Linked DNA regions of Mus musculus: region 1 is linked to region 2. A link is a loop called in an ENCODE intact Hi-C map of the cell type or tissue named here. Cell type or tissue: gastrocnemius. All regions are shown on one strand. Each heading gives the region's core, and the rest is flanking DNA. Links, peaks and the distances in the headings are about the cores only.

Evidence for each region. Peaks named below come from ENCODE experiments on the same cell type or tissue, not always from the same donor. Only the 100,000 strongest peaks of a DNase experiment are listed, where the experiment ranks them.
Region 1: a loop joins it to region 2, with 2.2 times the contacts of the local background. A loop is called at or near these places in 2 of 42 quality-filtered maps.

Annotation. Positions count from the first base shown.
Region 1 is chr10:119,097,273-119,104,045 of GRCm38, forward strand. 1700064J06Rik (RIKEN cDNA 1700064J06 gene) reads left to right here. Exons shown (of 4, transcript NR_045348.1): 4 at 5,609-5,835. Among named protein-coding and RNA genes, the nearest start is that of 1700064J06Rik, 7.8 kb to the left of the region's middle. In gastrocnemius, for the core only: a CTCF peak has its summit at 3,413 (motif pointing right); DNase peaks (open chromatin) are centred at 1,269, 1,573, 1,794 and 3,425; H3K27ac peaks cover 1,689 bases.
Region 2 is chr10:119,164,702-119,172,575 of GRCm38, forward strand. No RefSeq gene overlaps it. Among named protein-coding and RNA genes, the nearest start is that of Gm34045, 28 kb to the left of the region's middle. In gastrocnemius, for the core only: a CTCF peak has its summit at 4,279 (motif pointing left); a DNase peak (open chromatin) is centred at 4,286.

The sequences.
Region 1 (6,773 bases), core at 1,267-5,266, 68 kb before region 2:
GACCTTGAGCAGCAGGCTATGCTCTTAAAGAATCCTTATTATCCTTAAAGTAACTGAAGCCCACGTCCATCTACTGACCATCTTCTCCTTTCCTACTAAAAGGGTTTCACTGTCCTCTCCTATGGTTTGAGCTGCAAGCTTCTTGGAACCAGAAAGCACATCTTGTTAAACTTATTATTCACTGAATTTTGTTGTTTGTCCAAACAGTTCAAGTGTTCTAAGTTTTAAGGTTTAAAGGCTGAGCTCATCCCTCCCATGCCTCGTTTCTCCCTGTTCTCTCTTTTTGATGAAATGACGCATAAAACATGACACCCCAAAACCTGTCACTTTGGCATGAGGGCTAATTTGACCTGAAGACGTCTGGGGATCCAATAGACGCAGAAAGGCGTCTTCCCAGAGGGGCTAGAAATTGCTGCATTTGTGGTTGTATTAGCTCTGGACACTTTCAGTGTAGTGTGATAAAAACCGGACTTAAACACTCTGAGGCAAAGAGGAATATACTGGCTCTCAACTAAAAAACATGAAGGACCAGGCTTCTCAAGCTGAGGTGTGTCTGGATTCAGCAGGTTTAATGACGTCATGGAGATTTGATTGATGGGCCTTTGCTCACCTTCAGGTACAGCATCCGTCCTTCCTAAAGCTCACACTGTGGGCTGGGGCAGAGCTGCAGGTTTAAGTGACTCCTTGATCACATGTTGCTAAAGCACCTTCCTTGGGGCAGAGGAGGGAGAGGTAAATAATATCTAACCCTCCTCCTCCTGAGGACCCAATATACAATATACGGGCCGTATATATACTAAGGTCCCAATAGATATGGAGGCTGTAGCCGACCAAAATTCACTATGGGATCCCTTGAGTTTACTGTGTTGATTCAAAGAACATTGTTCAGGGGTTACATACAGGGGTGTGGGTGCTCCACCCCCAAAGGGAGCACCTGGAAAGCATCGTGTGACCCTCTCCACCCCTCCACAAGAGGGTATAAACAGTCAGCAGTCCCAGCTGAGATGATCCTTTCCACAACTCCCAAAGAAGGTAGCTGTGTGGCCCAAAGAACAATCAAGCATGGCTAAAAGACACGTCATCCATTGTGTCCCTTATTGGTGACTCCAGAGGACCCCTGGATGGCTCTGCTTGAACCTGAGTTGCCTGAGGTCTGAACACTGTGTGGGGAGGACTGAATGTGACGGTGTAGTCCGGGAAAATGTCGAGGAACTTGGCAGTCCCACCTAAGAAAGGAGAGCAATTTCCCAACTGACAGCTCCGGGCAGACAGAGTTGTCGATATGCCAAAGAAAGATCTCTGTGGAACGCCCATCCCTTCAGCCACACCTGCCACCGCCTCCCACTTATGGCCTAATCTAATCATACATCTTTACTGAAAAGTCTGAGGAATCCCTTCCTGGTCCTAGTTCAAAGCTGAAACAGAAACAAAGCATAAAGTCTCAAAGGGTGAACCCCTGCTTGTGGTGGCAAAGCCAAGCACTGCAGACACGATAATCAGATAAAAGGCTTCTGAAGGCTCCACTTGGCGTGGATGAGTCGCTTAACCTCCGCGTGTCAGGCTCACTCGCTCAGCAGAGTTGGAAATCTTCAGACAAAATAATTTAAGATCAGAAAAGATAAAAAAAAAATGAGTAACAATTTTCATTCAGAAAAAAAAAAGTTGGCATCCATTTCCAGGACTGGAGACCCCCCAAGAACAGCCATTACCCGCGGTGACATGTGAAATATCTGCTTTGATTTCTTGCTGGAGATCATTCAGCAATGCCAGGACAAAACACACCACGTCCCCCTGCTTTGTCAAGATGCCATTAGACGTGTAATCCTGACAAGAGGAAATCCACGCCGGTGGCAAATGATGTGGAGCTCCTGATGGAAAACAGATACCTCTGCTAGCCGGCGAGAACAAAGAAAGGAATGTACTGTACAGGGGAGGGAAGGATTTCTCGCCCATTGCCAGGTTCAGAGCCAAGCCAAGGTTCTAGAACAAAGACAGACAGATGAGCGATGCCGTAGCATACAGACGTATGGAGCTTGAGCTATACACAGATGGGAGACTCGGAGAAACAGGGAAGCACGGGGCAGTGTGTATCTGTGGTATGTGTGTGTATAGTATGTATGTATGTGGTGTGTATATATTTGTGTGCAGTGTGTATGTTGTGAGTATAGGTGTATATAGTATGTATATGTATGTGTGGTGTGTATATGTGTGTGTGTGTATGGTATATATGTGTGTGTGGTGTGTGAGTGCATGTGTGTATGTGGTGTGTGTGTGTGGTGTGTGTGTGTGTGTGTGTGTGTGGTATGTATATGTGTATATGTGGTGTATATATGTGTGTGTGGTGTATATATGTATATGGTGTGTGTGTGCATGTGTGTATGTGGTGTGTGTGTGTGTGTGTGTGTGTGTGTGTGTGTGTGTCTGTGTGTCTGTGTGTCTGTGTATCCCCAGAGGACAACCTCACAGTCTATTGTGGCTTTTAACATAATTGGCTGGTGCTGGGAGCCAAACCATAAACTTAACTTCTGTTTTCCTCCTGATTGGAGGTTGTTAGGAAGTGACGTGTCAGGGGCAGGCTTGTAACCTGCAGGTACAAATTTGTTGGGGAATAGCCTGGAATCTGGTTCTAGTCACAGTGTAACCTGGAAACTGGTGCTAGGTACCAGCCTGCTAGTTAACTCGAGTTCAACCTTAGGTGAGGTTGTCTAAGATGGAGTCTGAACCCGAGATGTGGTCTCTCAAAGTACGCACTGCCACACCTGGCCTTTGTGTTGGTTTTTAATGTGTAAAGCAAAGCACTTCACTAGTGCAGCCCCACGCCCGAAGTTTCCTTATAGAGACCTTGATAGAGAAGCAGCCAGCCAGGGGGGTATAGTTAAACAAGCATGTCCGAAACCTGGAAGAAATAAAAGAAAGGAGAGAAGCAAGGTAGAGAGAATGAGGAAGGAAGAAAAAAAGGAAGGGGAAGAAGGAAGGAGGAAGAAGGCGGGAAGAGAGCAAGAAAAACAGAGCTAGCGTATACTTGGCCCTTCCAATTTGGAACTAGAGGTGTGACGTTAATGTTGGTCACATCTCTCCACCTTGGAGCTACCTACGTGTGATGATTTAACCTCCCGATGTCTCAGATGCTTCATCTGAATCACACAGAGAAAACTAACAGGGCCATCCCTGGTAATTAACAGCAGCCGCAGTGCTGGGTACTTAGACGGTGACATTCAGCGTCCTGGGCCACAGCTCACGGTCCTCAAGGCTCCATTGAAGCCACCCTTACTTTAAAGCACAGAGGCAGAAATCCCATGTGTGTGGCATGGCAGGCTGGGAGGGACAGCTCACCCCTGTTTGACGCATGGAAAATGAGAACCGGCATTTGAGAACGTCAGCACCACTAACGAGGTCTGCTCTCTGCAGAACACTAGAGGTCATTGTTGGCACTGAATCGGCTAGCCATGAGCATGCAGAATTCAGAGTGACAATTCTTGTCATCAGTCCCACTAGATGTCTCTTGAAGAAAGTGTTTGGCATTCAGTACCCTGGCTCCATGCAACCTGTGCCCAGGCATTAGGTACAGAAAGGGCACAGCTCTTAATAGCATCATGCACTCTGCAGTCACATACACACAATCCTAAAGGAAGACGTGCTCTTTTCCAGAACCATTGAGATGACACAGGAGAGAAGCAAAGGTGACAACGTCTTTATTGCAATTAATTAGAAACCACAGAAGGTCTTGGAAGCCGTGAGGGAGATGCCAGTGGATAAGATAAATTGCAAGGCTGCTCCTAAATCAACAGGTCAGCAGTGGGCTTAAAGATGGGCTCTTATTTACCTAAAAGGGCAGAGCAGCTCAGAACCAGAGCAGAACCCAGCTCTGTGCTGCTGCCAATAACTGACTGGCAGACCAGAATAAAAAGAATGGCTCTGGAAGCTGGGAAGTTGGTGCTGCTAACAAGGCACTTGCTATTCAAGCAAGAGAACCCAAGTTTGGATCTCCAGCCCCCACATAAAAAGCCAGGGATGGTGAGGTACTCCCATACTCCTAGCACTAATGAGGATCCTGGGGCTTGCTGTTTGCCATTCTAGACAAATCAATGAGTTAAAGGTTCAGTGAGAGGCCCTGCTGCATAGGATAAGGGGAGAAGAATCAAGTAAGATAGTTGTACTGGCTGGTTTTGTATGTCAACTTGATGCAAGCTAGAGTCATCAGAGGAGGAGGAGCCTCGGCTGAGGAAATGGGTCCATGAGATCAAGCTATAAGGCATGTTATCAATTAGTGACTGATGGGAGAGGGATCAGCCTATTGTGGGTGGTCCCATCCCTGGGCTGGGAGTTCTGAGTTCTATAAAAAAAGCAGGCTGAACAAACCATGGGAAGCAAGCTGGTAAGCAGCACCACTTCATGGCCTCTGCATCAGCTCCTGCTTCTAGGTCCCTTCCCGGTGTGAGTTCCTGTCCTGACTTCCTTCAGTGATCAACAGCAATGTGGAAGGGTAAGCTGAATAAACCATTTCTCCCCAACTTACATTTTGCTCATGGTGTTTTGTTGCAGCAATAGAAACTTGACTAAGACAAAACCTAACATTGCCTTTTGGCTCCCATATACATAAATACATATGTAGACATACACGTATGTTGCAGAATATTCGATCACATTGTGAACCCTAAGAGTGTGTTATTTACTAGGAAAAAAAAAAACCCTATTTCTGTTTATGGTGTGGTTCAGCCTTAGTACACGTCTTTAATCCCAAACAATGAAGGTAAAATTAGTTAGTAGAAGAAAACACCCATGTTTGAAGTGATGAGTAGCAGACAAAGTGATGAATCAGAGAAAGATTTGACAGAATAGTATATGCCCAACTCTCATGAGAAGAGAGAGGAAAGGGAGGTGACTTAAGAGGTAGGGCAGGAAGAGGGAGAGGGCTGTTTTACAGGGAGAGTTTTATAGAGATGGTTGGAAGAGAAAACAAGCTAGACACAGATAAAGACAGAACGAGTTAGAGAATGAAAAGGTGCCAAAAGATTAGAACAGATTGTCAGAGTTAGTTTGAGATTAAGCAGAGCAATTCAGAAAAAGCAAGATAAGCCAGATTGAATCAGTTACTGTGGAGAAGAGTTTTGAGCTAGAACAGCTGAGTTGAACCAGCCAACCAGAGTTCAGAAAGAGCTAGAAAGGGTGAGCTTACTCAGCAGCAAGTCTCAAAGACTGAGAACATTCTAGGCCTAGATTAGATTGTACAGAGGCCAAGTTTTACAGACAGAAGCAGTAAGCCTCAGAGATGACAATTATATCAGGTGAATAAAAGTTACATTTACACATACATACATGTGACATATATGTCACACACTAAGCAAATGGTTGGGATGACCAACTGCCAATTGATCTTGTGGAGAAAAGGATCCAGTCTCTCCCCTCAGTGAGAGACTGGTCTAACAGGAAGTAGTTAAGTATTCACATGACCATATTCTACGTTCAGCTACAAAACTCTCGATGTCATCTGTGTCCCACACCCATATACCAACAGGGAGAGAAGATGCTGTCCTGGACAGGTGGAAGGGAGTCCTGATCTCTGTAACTGAATCATTTCTCAGACTGTACTTTATTATTCCTATTCTAGAATGTTCTTCCATCTCTGCTTAACTTGACCACATGAGTCAGACTCCTCCAGACCTGAGGACAGGCATGGACAAGACTAAGGTCCCTGAGCTGCAATACTGAACCCCATCTTGAGAAGAGGAACTTTACCACAAGAGTTCCCTCTGCGACGTGTTTCTGTAGACAGCAAGCTGTCTCCTGAAGTAACTCCTGCTAATATAGAACTTCTGTTCTTTGGTTTTCAATTTCCTTGGAGTCTTATGTCCTGTTTTTCAGTTGAAGCTAATTGGTTTTCCCAGTAAGTATCCTTTTGCAGTGCTGAGAGACAGCTTTCCTTAATAGTGCTCACTGAGGAAATTTCCTAGAAAACAAATGCAAAGCATTACATTATGTATGCATTGTGAGACCTCCTTATTCTCAGAGGAGGCAAACTCTGACTTCCTGCACCAATAGCTAAATAGCAAAGTAAAGATCAGCTACAGAAGTTAAATGTATGCATCCATTCCGCAGGATTTCAGATACCCCAGGTTGGCCTTGAACTCGCTATGCACCTTGAGGACAGTCTTGAACTTCTTATCCTCCTGCCTAACTTCCACAGTGCTGGGATTACAGGTGTGCACCACCATGCCCAATGTATAGAATGCTGGGCCATCAAACCTGGCTTTATACACACTAGGCAAGCATTGTACCAACTTCACTGTGTCGCAGCAGATACCAATCCTGAGTGAGGACTTACTCTATGACAGATGTAGTTCCCCAGCTTAAAGCACAGCAGAGAAAAACTTGACTACTAAGAACTCACAGGCTGCAAACACACAGTTCCGTGCAGAGCTCACTGAGGTGAGTGTGGTGAAGAAACAGCAATGCCAGCAAGGAATGCTGAGATTGCAGTGTGCTGGTGGGAGTGACCACAGCAAATTATGCTGAGAGGAGGCAAGGTGTGGTGGGTTGAATATGCTGGGCCCTGTTAGGAGGTGTGGCCTTGTTGGAGTGGGTGTGGCCTTCTTTGAGGAAGTATATCACTGTGGGTGTGGGCTTTGAGACCCTCATCCTAGCTGCCTGCAAGTCAGTCTCCTGTTTGCCTTTGGAACAAGATGTAGAACTCTCAGTTCCTCCTGCATCATGCCTTCCTGGATGCTGCCATGCTCCCACCTTGATGATAATGGACTGAACCTCTGAACCTGTAA
Region 2 (7,874 bases), core at 2,317-6,316:
AGGATCAGTGCTTTTCTACAAAGGGGAAACCAGAGACAGATACTCAGGGAGAGGCCATTATGAGAAGATGCAGGTGGAGCCCAGACTGATGTAACAGAAGCTAAGGAATATCAAGATGGACACGACCCAAGGTGCCAGGATGGAAGGGAACAGATTCGCCTTCATAGGAGAAGCCAACCTGTCCAAACCTCCATCTCAGAGATGTTCACTCCAGAACTGCGGGAACATCGGTCTTCTGTCTACATTAAGTTTCCAGCTTTTCTTTTTCATAACACTTTCGGTCGTGGTGCTTGAGGGTCAGTAAAGCTTCCACTAAGGTCAGGCCTCCCCCCCCCCCCCCCCCCCGCATTCACCTGTCTCTGCAGAATCTGTTTGGACAGTCTGATAGCCACAGGAAATCGCCTTCCGGTGAGCTTTGAGGGAAGTGGCGTTCACTTGGTAGCTCTGAGCCTCTGTGACCTCTAAAGCTCTAGAGAAGGCTGGATACACCCAGTAAGTCCGCTCTGCCCTTGAGATACACCAAACTGTGAAATGAAGTTGTTCTTTCCCCTCCCCCTTTCTCCTCCCCACTAAAAGAAACCCAGAGCACCTGTGTCTTTCTGCGCATGCGTACCGCTGCTCTTCTCCAGAAACTCAAAGTTGTAGCTTTTGCTGCGCAGGCCATGGCACTTCCCTTATGGTACTTACTCATTTTGTATACACTTTTCTCTGCGTGACAATTTGTGACGTGTGAATTCCAACTTTTGAACAGGTTCAATGAAAAGCCAGTGACTATTTTGTACCGCACTGTGCACCCAGCATCTAGATGTGAAGGGTTTGGACACAACGAAAATGAGGGCATGGCTGATCCTAGGCACGGTGGAGGAGAAGGGGTTTTGTAGATGTGAGGGAGAAAGCAGCCAGAAGCCAGAGAGTACACGCGGAGTCCAAACAGGGAGAAAAAGAAGTACACGAAATATGACCAACACACAGCCCAACAACAGTCCATGAGAGGAGAGAGAGGAGGGAAGAGCGAGAGAGGAAAGAAGAGAAGGAGCAAAGAGAGGGGACTAAGAGAGCCAAGGCAAAAGAGGACAAGGACCCAGAGAGAGAGAGAGAGAGAGAGAGAGAGAGAGAGAGAGAGAGAGAGAGAGAGAGAACACCAAGAGTGCACATGGCTGAAATGGCTAGTTAATTAGGAACGGAAGCTGCGAGAAGAGAAGGGAAACCTCTGGGCTGCAGAGCTTTAGGCTGGAGAGTGGGCAGGGGTGAAAGTCACAGGTATTGAGTGAGCTTAGAGACCAAGCAAACCCTTAGGTGTACTATTAGGCACCACAGACGTTTAGATGGTTAGACATTTGTCCTGGGCTTCTTTGGGAGCTGGTAGAAACTCTCTAATCAAGCCATGGCCTGCCACAGGCTTCTCTGAAGGAAGTCCAAGTGCCTGGAGGTACGCACACCCGTGGCTGATCTCAGCACCCTTCTTCAGCAAGGTAGAACGGGCCGGGCCGATCACCCAAAGCCCCTTTGCCATCTGGTGAGTCAATCAACATGTTCCAGTAGAGACTTGAAAACGTGGTAAATTCTAGAAACAGAACACTTGCTAATCCCACCAGGCCAAAATAGGATCACTACCACAGTGTTTTACGTACCTCCCGCCTGTGTGTGATCAAGGACTTGCTGTGAAGTTGGGGCAAGCAATCTTGTTTACAGAAGTGAAAACACTTGGCTTGTTACCTTACCTGACCAAGAGCCCCCACCCCCACCGCCCGCATTCCCCGGAGTTATCTATCCTTGGGTAAATGGGGTTTAGAGTTTGGGGGCATTTTTGTTTTATAGGTCTCTTAAGCACAGTAATTATAACTTAAAACATAACTTTAGCCCTCACAAGGTGTCTGGAAAAAGGGTGTTTCCTGGGAATAATATTACAAACAGAAGGCTAATGCACTGCTCATATTCTGTACCGAATATCCCAGCAGACCCAACAGCCAGTGCAGTTTCTCGAGAGAAAACTTAGGTTTCGAGAGCTTAAATATGCTGCCCAAAGTCACACCCTGACTCCAGAATTTAAAAGCAGGGAGCTTCCCATAAAATCTGAGAGCCTAAATTCAACACTAGGAACCATATAATGGAATTCTATAACTGGCTCTTGCATGTTGTCCTCGTGAGGACCTAAGTTATATCTTAAAATTTAATTACTGTGCTTAAGAGATCTATAAAACAAAAATGCCTCTAATCTCTAAGCCACATTGATCCAAGGATGGGTAACTTCCTGGAATGCTGGAGGCTGTCGGCCATGTAAGATAGCAAGCCCCGTGTTTTCACTTCTGTAAGCAAGGTTGGTTGCCCCAACCGCACAGGAACTGCTTGATCACACACAGGTGGGAGGTGCATAGGCAGGAAATGCAGTAGGTTGTATGCTTGCCCCTCATTGGATGAAGGCAGGAAGGACATGCCCTTGTGGGTTTTACCTTTATAAACACTGGACCCATTTAATTTGCACCCATTCTCTACAAATCCTAGGTATGGACCTGGCCAGTATTTAATAATGCTCACTTCAATTTTGACTTAAAAAATTATGGTAGTGATCTTATTCTCACCAAGTAGGATTAGCATCTTCTGACTCCCAACATGTATGCACACACACACACACACAAATACACATACACACACCTTATTTCAGAGAAAGAACCTAGGAACAAACTGGCCTAGAAGCAAGTTATTACAATTATAGAATGCTTGTAACTGTGAAATGCTATAATGTATGCATGTGTGTGTTTATTTATATTTGTGTGTGTGTATAGTATGTTTGTGTGTATATTTGTATGTGTGTTTGTGAGTATGTATATGTTTGTGTGTATGTATATGCTTGTGTGTGTTTTTGTGTATGTTTGTGTGTGTGGTGTATGTGTGTTTTTGTTAATGTGTGTATTTGTGTGTGTGTGTATTTGTGTATATGTATACATTTGTGTGTGTGTGTGTGTGTGTGTGTATATTTGTGTGTATGCGTATGTTCGACTGGGTGTGTAATGTGTGTATATGTGTGTAATGTGTGTATAATGCGTGTGTGTATATGTGTGTAATGTGTGTATAATGCGTGTGTGATGTATGTGTGTAATGTGTATGTATTTGTGTGTATTTGTGTGTGTAATGTGTGTGTTAGATATATCTGGTTTTTCTTCTCATACTCAACTTTCCATTCTTATATCTATTCCAATTTTGCCTGGAATTGTTCTTGCTAAACCATGGGGGGTTTATTATAATAAAAGCTTCAAAGCAATAAAAAACAAACCAATAGTAAACAGACATTTTAATGGGGTCAATCTAGACAGCTACAGGCAGCTGTGACGACCCCAACAGCGACCCCAACAGCGACTTCCTCTCTCCCTGATTAAGAGACTAGAAGTCAATTGTTAGGTAAACAAGCAAGATCTCAAATGCCCCTCAGCCATCAAGCTGTGTGACTTTGTTTCTGAGCCTAGGCCCTCTAGTTTCTTTTACTGGAATTTGCCCTAAGAGGGGGGAACTACCCAGCAGCTGGGTGAAAACTGCTGTGCAGAAAAGTAAGTGCAAAGAGTTTTTGGAAGTTAGCCTCTAGAGGAACACAGCACCAGGGGTAGTTGGCGAGGAAACACAACCTCAGTCATAACAGAGGAGCTGTGGCTAGCAAGGATTGAGGCAACATTCGCAAACATCCAAGAGAGAGGGTTTGGATGTCCCCAAAATCTAAGGTAAACCATTTACCCCACTTTATTCACACATCACACACACACTCAGCACCACCATATACCCCAGGAATACTCACAATCACCATGAGTCAAATAATAATAAAAAGACATACTGGTTATGGTAGCAAATCCCTGTAACTCAGGGGTTAGAGACAAGGGTACCATGAGTTACAGGCCTTTTCTATAAAGAAATAAATACTGAAAGTACAAGTAGTCTCTAAAAGACCTTGTGGTGTCTTACGATCCCCTGAAGCATATAGTTGCCATTGTGGTTTAGATTAAAAGTCTTAATTCTGGATTCAACAGCATCATCTTCAATCAAGTTAGTAAAATGCACCACCCAGAAGCCAGAGGCCAAGCCGGCCAGTGTCAACCGTGAGAAGCTAATTGGGAAAAAGAGGGGACGATTGAGTTCAATATCTTCCACCTCCCTTTCTGATGACTAATTACTGGGGGCGTCCCTGCGGAGTAGCCCAACCTGGGCAGGGGCTCCCCAGTGGGAGGCCTTGAGGGGCAAACATGCCTACAGACCTTCCTTTGGATTTTCTGATGTTCTATCGCCATCTTCTGGAAGAAAGAACCGAGACTGCATAGGGCATGGGAGCGCCGGAGTCCAGGCCTGAACTCTCAGGAAAGGTAAAGACAATCTTCTAGTCACTGCCTCTACCAGTCATGCTCCTGTTCGGCAGACAGGAAAGCTACCGGGCAAACGTGCGGCATGCGAGCGTGGATGATCACATCAAACCTGAGTAATGAGCCTTCGGACTGGGATCCCCAGAGTTCTGAGTCCTCCATTAGAGAAGAGCCTCACGAGGAGCGAGAACAAGGAAGGCATCGAGAGAGGCCGTAGAAGAGTCATTTCCAGTCTGTCCCAAATAGTCAGCCTCGACTTTGCATTTTAAGTCTCAGAATTTGGCAAAGGAGTTCAAGGGGTTTTAAAACGTCCGTCCTGAGACTAACAGTTTCCCCGGATTAACTCCTCCCTGTCGGACAAGCTTCGAGCTATTCATACGTTTGGCACAAACCAAACGGAATGATTCAGAGCGTGGGCTTTTTATACACACAGTCCTGCCTGTCTTTGTTTCTTAAAGGTTTGATTTATGTAACTAAAAAGGAACCTGGTGTAATATTTTAAAGTACTTGAAGCAAATTCTTCTATGTGATGGGGGACGGGGAGCCATAAAACTGCAGAGTGGGAAGAGGCTCTGTCCACATGCGTCTCAATTCCAGACCCCAGCCATTCTCACCCAAATCAACTCCCGGGGAGATGGTGAAGCATCTCTTTTCTCCAACAGTTCCATCCCCTCCTGACTCACCCTCTTGACTTTACAGACAGTTACAGCTTCCACAAGTCACAGTGTCCCAAGTAGGGTGGGGCTGTAGCTTCCTTTCCAATTACTGACTATGCTTAGTTATTAAAACTCCGTGCAGTACAGAGTGCAAAGGTAATGAGCTCAGAGCCAGAAAGGACCTGCCTCTTGTAAATGATATAAAAGATGCCTGTGCCCGATGGCCTTTTTATTATTAATCTCTTCAACTTCTCAAGAAGGTTTAGGGGCTGGGAGATGGCTCAGTGGTTAAGAGCACTGACTGCTCTTCCAGAGGTCCTGAGTTCAATTCCTAGCAACCACATGGTGGCTCACAACCATCTGTAATGGGATCTGATGCCCTCTCCTGGTGCATCAAGACAGCTACAGTGTACTTATTTATAATAATAAGTAACTCTTTGGGCTGGAGGGAGCAGAGACTGAGTGGGGTTAACCGGAGCGAACAGAGATCCTAAAAAAAAAAGAATTCAATACCCAACAATCACATGAAGGCTCACAACCATCTATACAGCTACAGTGTACTCATATATATATATATATATATATATATATATATATATATATATAATAAATGAAGAAGAAGAAGAAGAAGAAGAAGAAGAAGAGGAGGAGGAGGAGGAAGAGGAGGAGGAGGAGGAAGAGGAGGAGGAGGAGGAAGAGAAGAGGAAGAGGAAGAGGAAGAGGAAGAGGAAGGTTTAGCTTTGCAAAGGCAAAATAAAGGGGCCAGTGAGGTGGCTCAGGGATAAAGATGCTCCCCAGAACCTTCGTGGTGTTGAGAGAGAACACCCAGAGGTTGTCCTCTGACCTCCACATATGTTTGCGCTCTCTTTCTCTCTCTCCCTCTCTCTCTCTCAAAATCAATAAGTAAAGATACTTTCTGAACATAGAAAAGACACATTTTTTTATCTCCCACTTCTACCCAACTTCTGAGGCCCCAGGAACTCTAAATTTGGCCAGTGTAGGCAAGGATTGAATAAAATGAGTACGGTGGCGATACAGCGGTAATATTGCTGGCCACACCCAGGTCTCTCCAGGGCTCGGTCTTTTTAGACGACATCTCAAGGGACAAGCAATCAGCACAGTGACCTGATAACCTGCTAACAGCTGCCACACTGAGCTACTTTCCCAAGGCAGACGGCCAGGCCCACTGGCCTGTTACTGCTACACCTCTAAGCAAGAACACCGCCCACAACATCTAGCAAAGGCTGGGGATGGATTTTGGTATCCCGACCTCCCGGTGAGCTCACATGTCAGAGTCAGAAACTGAGCTTTCGGGGAGCAGTGTTACTGGAGTTATTGGAGTCTGGGGCAGGGGGTAGTGTGGGCCTGTCAATGGCAGGCCAGCTAAGGAGACAGTAATGGTGGAAAGCAGAGAAAGGAGAAGAATCCAGTAGGGGGTGGAGCCAAAGGGTCTGGTAACAGCCCACATCCACATCCCAAGCCCATCCTTGGGGGCGGGATATGTGGATTCATTTTAAACAGAAGACAAGAGGTACACACATTACTAAACTGTCTTGATCTCACTCACATGGTCTGGGCTTCAGTCTCTCTACATGGTGGTCTAACAAATAAATCGTCAGACTGTAAGACATCTCTCCCTGCACGAGTTCCTCCCCTGGTAGGCACCTGACTTCAGCCTTGAATTTTTTTCCCTGGGTGAGATTCCTGGGGAAAGTCAGTTTCTCAGAGTCTACTGTCTCAGTAAGCTGACACCTGCAGGAAGGGACCCAGCATCTCACTAAAACACCTTTATCCTTGCCATGACCAGTACAGTTACAAGAGAGACCTGAAATACTCCCTGGTCAACAACCCAACTAGGATGAATCTTTCCGGTCTTTCCTCTGCTTGGTTACATGCCCCTTTGTCCCCCCACCTCGGGAACATGCTTGCCTGGACATTGCACTTTTAGTCAATCTCATGTTGATGGTGCAGCTATTCACTAGCTGGACATCTGTGTCATTCCTTATCAGTGATCAATCCGTGTAGCTAAGACACCTGACCAAGATGTATAAGGTTGTGTTATTGCCAACAGAGCAATTCTCTCTAACTGACCAGCCGTCTCATTTAAGTGAGATAGGAGAATTCCGGCCCTACAGAGAGACAATTCAAAGGCAAACTGAGCCATTTGACAATGAACGCATCCTCACTGACAAGTTCTCTTCGTGAAATTAATTCCAAAAGTCTGAAAAACCTATCTCACCCTTTTCCTGGAGTCTTCTCGGTCTCTAATGAGTTGGTTTTTGCTCAACTGTCTTCATCCATGCTCCCAGCACAACCGCAGCTTCCAGCGTGCGGAATTGCTTGCAGGCTTCCCTAAATGAGCCAGGCTGTGTCTGTCTCCACAGATCGTGTATGTTCTTGCTTTTATATCAAAGGACTGGTCTACAGAGTGAGTCCCAGGACAGCCAGGGCAACACAGAGAAACCCTGACTCTCTACCAAAATCTAACAGATGTCAGGCCATGAGCTCTGTACACTCAAGGTCTTCCTGGTTTACATAGTGAGAGCTCCAGGAAAAACTTTATCATCATCAAACATATGAATCTAACACAAAACTCATTAATTCTAATATTGTTTAAATACTATTTTTGTTTAATTTACAGGATGGGGATAAACAGTTTGGAAGCTTATTCAGTCAAAGATCAAACAACATTTTCAATTATTGTGTTGCCAGTTCACCTTAAAAGGTCAAAGGGGTGCTGGGGAGAGGGCTCGGGGGTTAAGAACACTTGCTATTCTTGCAGAAGACCCAGGTTTGATTCCCAGCACCCACAGAATGGCTCCCATCCATCTGTAATTCCAGTGCCAGGGGCTTTGACACCCTCTTCGGGCAGGCACCC